Regions from separate parts of the Homo sapiens genome. Here region 2 is linked to region 1. The links are chromatin contacts, found by Hi-C or POLR2A ChIA-PET in ENCODE. All regions are on one chromosome and are shown on one strand. The core of a region is the stretch at or near the end of the contact, and the rest is flanking DNA. Distances in the headings are between cores, read along the strand shown. Region 1 overlaps DGKG (diacylglycerol kinase gamma). Region 2 holds the start of LINC02052 (long intergenic non-protein coding RNA 2052).

The links. A loop is a pair of places that touch in the nucleus more often than their neighbours do. ChIA-PET counts read pairs that join two places held with the same protein, here RNA polymerase II (POLR2A). Pooled maps may share reads with other maps.
Region 2: a map of heart left ventricle shows a loop between it and region 1 (2.9-fold over the local background). The contact joins the promoter of LINC02052 here to the enhancer-like site in region 1. A Hi-C loop is called at or near these places in 9 of 168 maps with a recorded cell type or tissue (Caco-2, MCF 10A, PC-3 and 5 more) and 11 of 50 pooled maps. POLR2A ChIA-PET finds 5 or more read pairs at or near these places in 1 of 52 experiments (Panc1).

The regions. Positions count from the first base shown.
Region 1 is chr3:186,253,442-186,256,208 of GRCh38, reverse strand. All of the region lies in intron 17 of DGKG (diacylglycerol kinase gamma), which reads left to right. Among named protein-coding and RNA genes, the nearest start is that of DGKG, 110 kb to the left of the region's middle. RefSeq lists a silencer at 1-52 and enhancers at 633-682, 713-1,002, 1,103-1,162. Within about 2 kb of position 1,333, at least 6 of the 41 ENCODE cell types and tissues checked have a DNase peak (open chromatin) inside an H3K27ac peak, as active enhancers do.
Region 2 is chr3:186,492,224-186,494,990 of GRCh38, reverse strand. It overlaps LINC02052 (long intergenic non-protein coding RNA 2052), which reads left to right and starts at 1,330. Exons shown (of 8, transcript NR_033844.1): 1 at 1,330-1,885; 2 at 2,701-2,767.

The DNA.
Region 1 (2,767 bases), core at 84-2,583:
GCCCTGCCAAGCAGCCACCCACGCTCTCCTGTCACCTTGGGCTCTGGAGTTGTTTGTGGGAGGAGGGAGGAGTCCTCCGGGAGCCAAGGAAGGAAAAGCTGATCTGCAGAGGGTGGATGGCTGCGGTACCGGACTACTCACACGGCTCCCTCTCCACCATGAGGGAGAAGTAGGCTTTGGCGGAGAGCTTTATGCAGTTCATCCGCAGAGGACACAGGTGATAGAAGCTGCTCAAAACAGAAAGAAGGAAGATCACAGAAGGAGGAAGAAACATTAGTTTTTTTCACAGGTTAGTGACCCAAAGAGAAAAAAGCAGAAGCAAAAGGGATAACTGCGTAAGATATTCATCCGTTCACTCTCATTTCAGCACTTGTTCAGTGCTCTGCAGCGCCCCCCCATGGTCCCCTCTCTGATCTGTTCTCTCCCTACACCCATAGCGATCTTTCCTGCATGTCACTGGGTGCATGGTGTGCATAAAGCACACCAGTGGCTTCCATTATTCTTGGGATAAAGACAAAACCCTTGAAGTAATCTACAGGGCCCTGGGTGGTCCAGCTGCTGCGCACCCTTCCAGCCTTATTTCTACCTCCATCCCTCTCCATCTGGACTCAGGTCCCGGCCCATCTCTCAGACCCCTGGGCGTTCCAGTCTCCCTTGCACCTCAGGGCCTTCACACAAGTTGGCCACCCTGTCTGCAGTGCTGCCCCAGCCTTCACTCAGTCAGCTTCCACTCCAGATCTCAGCTGACATGTGGCTTACTCAGGGGAGCCTCCCCTGACACACCCACCAGCCTCAGTCACCTTCTTATACGACAGTGCTCCTCTGTTTGTTTTCCAACGTGAATGTGAAATGATGCATTATCTCCATGGATTCCTCATTATTATCTGTCTGTCCCACTGGACAGTCGGTAAGCACCATGAGAACCCAAGCCACGGCTTTTTTGCCCACTCTCAGAGCCGGAGCACCTAACACTGCATCTGCATATAGCAGGCTTCAGTCGATATGTATGAAGATGCTGTGAGAATGAGACCCAGTCCCCCTCGGGGAGGTTACAATACATTCAGGGAACAAACAAGGAGATAATTACAAGAGAGTACAAAGAGATCATTTCTGGTGCTAAGGAAATATTCTGACGAGGCACCAGGTCCAGGCTGGGGCAACTAGGGAGGGTCTCCCAAAGGCAGCTTCTGAGCTGAGCCACAGAGAGCTTTGTGCTTTAAGGAAGTGAAAACACTTGAGAACGGTTGACATGTTGCGTGGGAGGCAGGATGTGCAGAAGGATGAGGCTAGGGAGAAAGGCAGAGCCTGCTTCCTGGGCCTACTGTGGTAGGCTATGGGGCCATGAGGAGCCACACAGCCCCATCCCAGAAGTGAAAGCAGTGAGCCAGTGCGAGGGACTGTGGTTCATGGACTTCCCTTCTTGGTGAAAGTGTGGGTGACACACTAGGAGGGTGGAACTGGAGGCGGAGAGAGCCGAGAGGAGGCTGTTGCAGCGATACCAGTGGGAAGGAATCATACCTGCACTCAGGCATCACCATGGGGATAGAGAGAAGAGATTGCTTGGAGATCTAGTAAGGAGACAACACATAGAATGTGATATGTGAATGGATGTGTGAGGGAAAAGGAAAAACCTAGGGCGGCATACAGCTTTCTAGCCTAAACACCATAACAACAGTTGACCTGCCGAGGTGGGGACACAGAAGAAGGGGCAGACACAGGAAACAAGAGCCTTCTAGGCAAAGGGAGCAGGCTGTGCAAAGGCAGGGAGGCAGTGCTCTGAACACATGTTCTGAGGACAACGAGAGGGGCCATTGCATTGTTTTGCTCTCTATCTCAAGCCTTCCAGTGGCCATCTCAGTCCTGGGTCTTGCCTGCGCTCAGCCATTTCTGATATAGGTCAGACAACCTGGAGGACCTATGAGCTCCCAGTTTGCCAGGACAACCCTAGCTTGAGCCTTCCCTGCTGATTCCTGCATCTCTCCTCACGCCGCAATCACATTGCTCACATCCAGGGGCACCATGCGTGCTGAGGTCTCATGGAAATACCCACCCACCCCCAAGACTGATGGATGCCTGTGCCCTCTTCAGCTCTCCCAGCCTAGACAATATGCCACGGTAGATCTGAGGCCAGATGAAAACATGTTCTATTGTGCTTTCTCTGATGGTTCTGTCTGATGTCCTTCACAACTGTCAGAAGAGGAATAATTAGGAATCTGTGTCATTGCAATTCTGAGAGGTGGTGGAAGTGACAAACTGGTTGTGGGGGCCAAATAACACCTGGAGGTTTTGTTCATTTAGCTAATGTTAGTTTTTAAACTTTTAAACTCGAGTGGTGAACAGTTGAAGGTGAGCATCTTCAGCTTGTCCAATGTCCCACTATTCCCTAGTGTCCTAGCCCCACCTGTTTTACTAATCTGTATACCTGCCTGGCCCCTGAAGAGAGGAGGGGAATGGACTTGGAGCCATAGAGATCTGGGTTTGAATCCTGGCTCTGGAATTACTTTCCCTGTCTGCCATTCAAGTATTGACCAGGCCTAGCTGCTGCAGTCAGATGAGATTGAGCGTGTTCAGGGTAGAATGGTTGTAGACTACTTTCCCTCTGTCAATCTCAGTTTCTTCAGCTACTTGAAGGAGGATAATCCCTTACAAAGTTAGGCTGAGGAATAAATGGAGTAAGTGCTGATTATCATTAAGGATTAAAAACATGCAACTTAATGTTTTGGGGTGTATGCTGCCACCCCAAAGGACAGATTTAGGATGAAATTTG
Region 2 (2,767 bases), core at 81-2,580, 240 kb before region 1:
GGAGAAAAGTCGCTGCTTCCCTGAGAGGGCTCATTTATTGATTTAATCAGCCTGCAGGAGCACCTTCTCCAGTAAAAGATGTTGAGTTGGAGTGGCCTGGTCTGCAGTGTGTGCTTACGGTGCTGATAGCACCACTGCCGCTGATGCCGACGGTGCTTTTCACCTGTGCCCACACGTGTGATGGGGGAAGATGCACCTCCCTGTGAATGCTGGCGTGCTCCATGTCACTCCAGGATGTCACTTGTCCTGATGTCCTATCTGAGTTCTCTGTAGGCATGCTACAAGAAATCTGATGACTTTGGGAGAAAGAAGATGATACATTCTTTTTTTTTTTTTTTTTTGAGACAGAATCTTGCTTTGTTGCCCAGGCTGGAGTGCAGTGGCTCAATCTCAGCTCACTGCAACCTCTCAACTTCTGCCTCCCGGGTTCAAGCGATCCTCCTGCCTCAGCTGCCCACATAGCTGGGATTACAGGCATCCACCACCATGCCTTGCTAATTTTTGTATTTTTAGTAGAGTCGGGGTTTCACCATGTTGGCCAGGCTAGTCTGGAATTCCTGATCTCAAGTGATCCATCCACCTCGGCCTCCCAAAGGGCTGGAATTACAGGCGTGAGCCACCGCGCCCGGCCAGATGATACATTCTTGATTCCCCCAAATTCCTAGAGTGTAAGAGCCAGAAGGACCCTCCACTCAACCCCTTTATCGTACAGATGAGGAAACTGAGGCCCGAGAGGCAACCTGCCCACTTGTTGTGACTGAGAGCTGAACCTCAAGGAGGACTGGTCTTTCCTATAAAACTCTCCCCTCAGAGTTGCTCTGGACTGATAGAGAAAAACGTGCACCCAGTCTCCAGGGGCAAGAGCAAGGCCCTATAAAAAGGATGATCTGTGTATTTATTCTGTCTCTTGTTGTCTTTGGCACGGCTCTGCCTGCCAGTCCTTAACCCTTTGCAGAGCTCTGGGCAGCGTCTCCATGGTGGATTAGGGTCTAATCACTAGGAGAAGGGCGAGGGCAAGCTCTTGAAAGAGTAGCAAATATGGAAAGTTCCCGAGTGAGCGTTAGGGGAGATGTACTGGGGGACCGGGGGGACGGACCTGGAGGGAGAACGAGGGCGCGAGAAAACCGTCTTCCAGGACTTCCCACCAGCGGAATGGCACTTTTGACAGATTTTCCTTATTTGTCTGTGAAGGGGATTCAGATCATTCAAGATGGACTCAAGTGGTTGCTAAGGCAACAGTGTTACAGTCGTCACTGTCATGGAAACCCGTTCTGTGGCGTAATATAAATATTTTCCTTTAGGAATGAGAAAGAGAGTTGAGTGGGCGACAAGTTGTTTTCTAATGCTCACGCGCTATGGCCGAAGTCTGCAATGGATGGGAGAAAGGGGAGGACCAAATTAGCTCAGATTCTTTACAGTTCACAGCATCAGCTGTTTTATTTATTTGTTTTAGATAGCGAAGCCAAAAAAAGTTGGATGGGGGCAAAAATGCCAACTAAAATAGCTCATAGTTCTGAAGTAGAGAGAAGTCAGAATTTCCCGTTTTCTCTTGTTTCTCTCAGGGATGGTCTATATGACTGGCGCTCCTTGGAAGCAGTGCTGAGGGCATTATCAAGAGTTTCCAGGGCCTCCTCTTTCTCCTGAAACCTTCTTCAAGGAGGGTAAAGTTTTAAGAGAGTTCAAAAGTACCACAGACTTCCAGGGAATAGTAGTTTTTGTCGTGACAAGCATGGACATTTTCTTGCGTCATGTACTATTTCAGAAGGTAGAGACCACAAAAAGGCTTCTTACTGTGGCCACCGTGGACATCTTCCCACATCTACAAGGTGTTGTGGCCACATCATTGCTGCACCCAGTTTCCTCAGAAGAAATACCTGTTGCTTAGGTGGGGAGACAGAACCCATTTACCTGGGAGGTAACTTCCAACGCCAAGATTCTAGAATTTCATGGTTCTTCTCTCAATAGTTTATGATTCTAACAGTCAATGGTTCTGTATTCAAAGATTCTCTGGTTTTATTATTCTAAGAGCCTGCTTTTAAAAATTGGGTGTCAGAGCAAGCCCCGAGGGCAGCAGCTGTGGGCAGGCTGGAGGAAATGGTCCCTGTTTAGGTGCTGCACTGGTCTCTGCATGATCAATCCCAGCGCCCAGAACACCGATATCAAGGCCTTTGCCTGGCTCTTCTCCAGATGGTTTTCTATTGCAGGAGTTTTGCTGGCAGAGAGCTTATGAAGAAACAGGCTTACAGAAGGCACGGCCAGGCTGCAGGGATGACTGGGACCTGAAAACAGCCAGCATCATCATTCTTGAAAGTTTGCTGACTTTCCTGTATTTATTTTCCATGGACTATGAGGAGGAGAATAATAGTGGTTCTCTAATCAAGGGGCATTCACAGAGGGGCCTAGCCAGGCAGCCTGACCCTGTAGACCTGCTCTGCTCCAGAGAACAGTGGAGGGGAGGGTGGCTTTGCATGGAAGCTTACACTATAGTAGGATGAAAAGATTGGCTTGGGAGACTGTGAAGGCTCAAAATTTTTATTCCAGTCTATCTACTAGCTCCCAGGGGATGTGTCTGGGAGAGCTCTCAGTTGTGTGATGCTGGGAGGAGCTTTAGATCCCCTCAGCCCTGGCTTACTGGTCTGCAATGGGAGAATAGCACAATTAATGGAGCAGACAATAACCAAATCTGTTAAATGATTTCAGGTTTAGAAACGAGGCATGTATACGTATTTAACAGTTCTCAGAATGTCAAGGATCCCTCCTCAGAGCA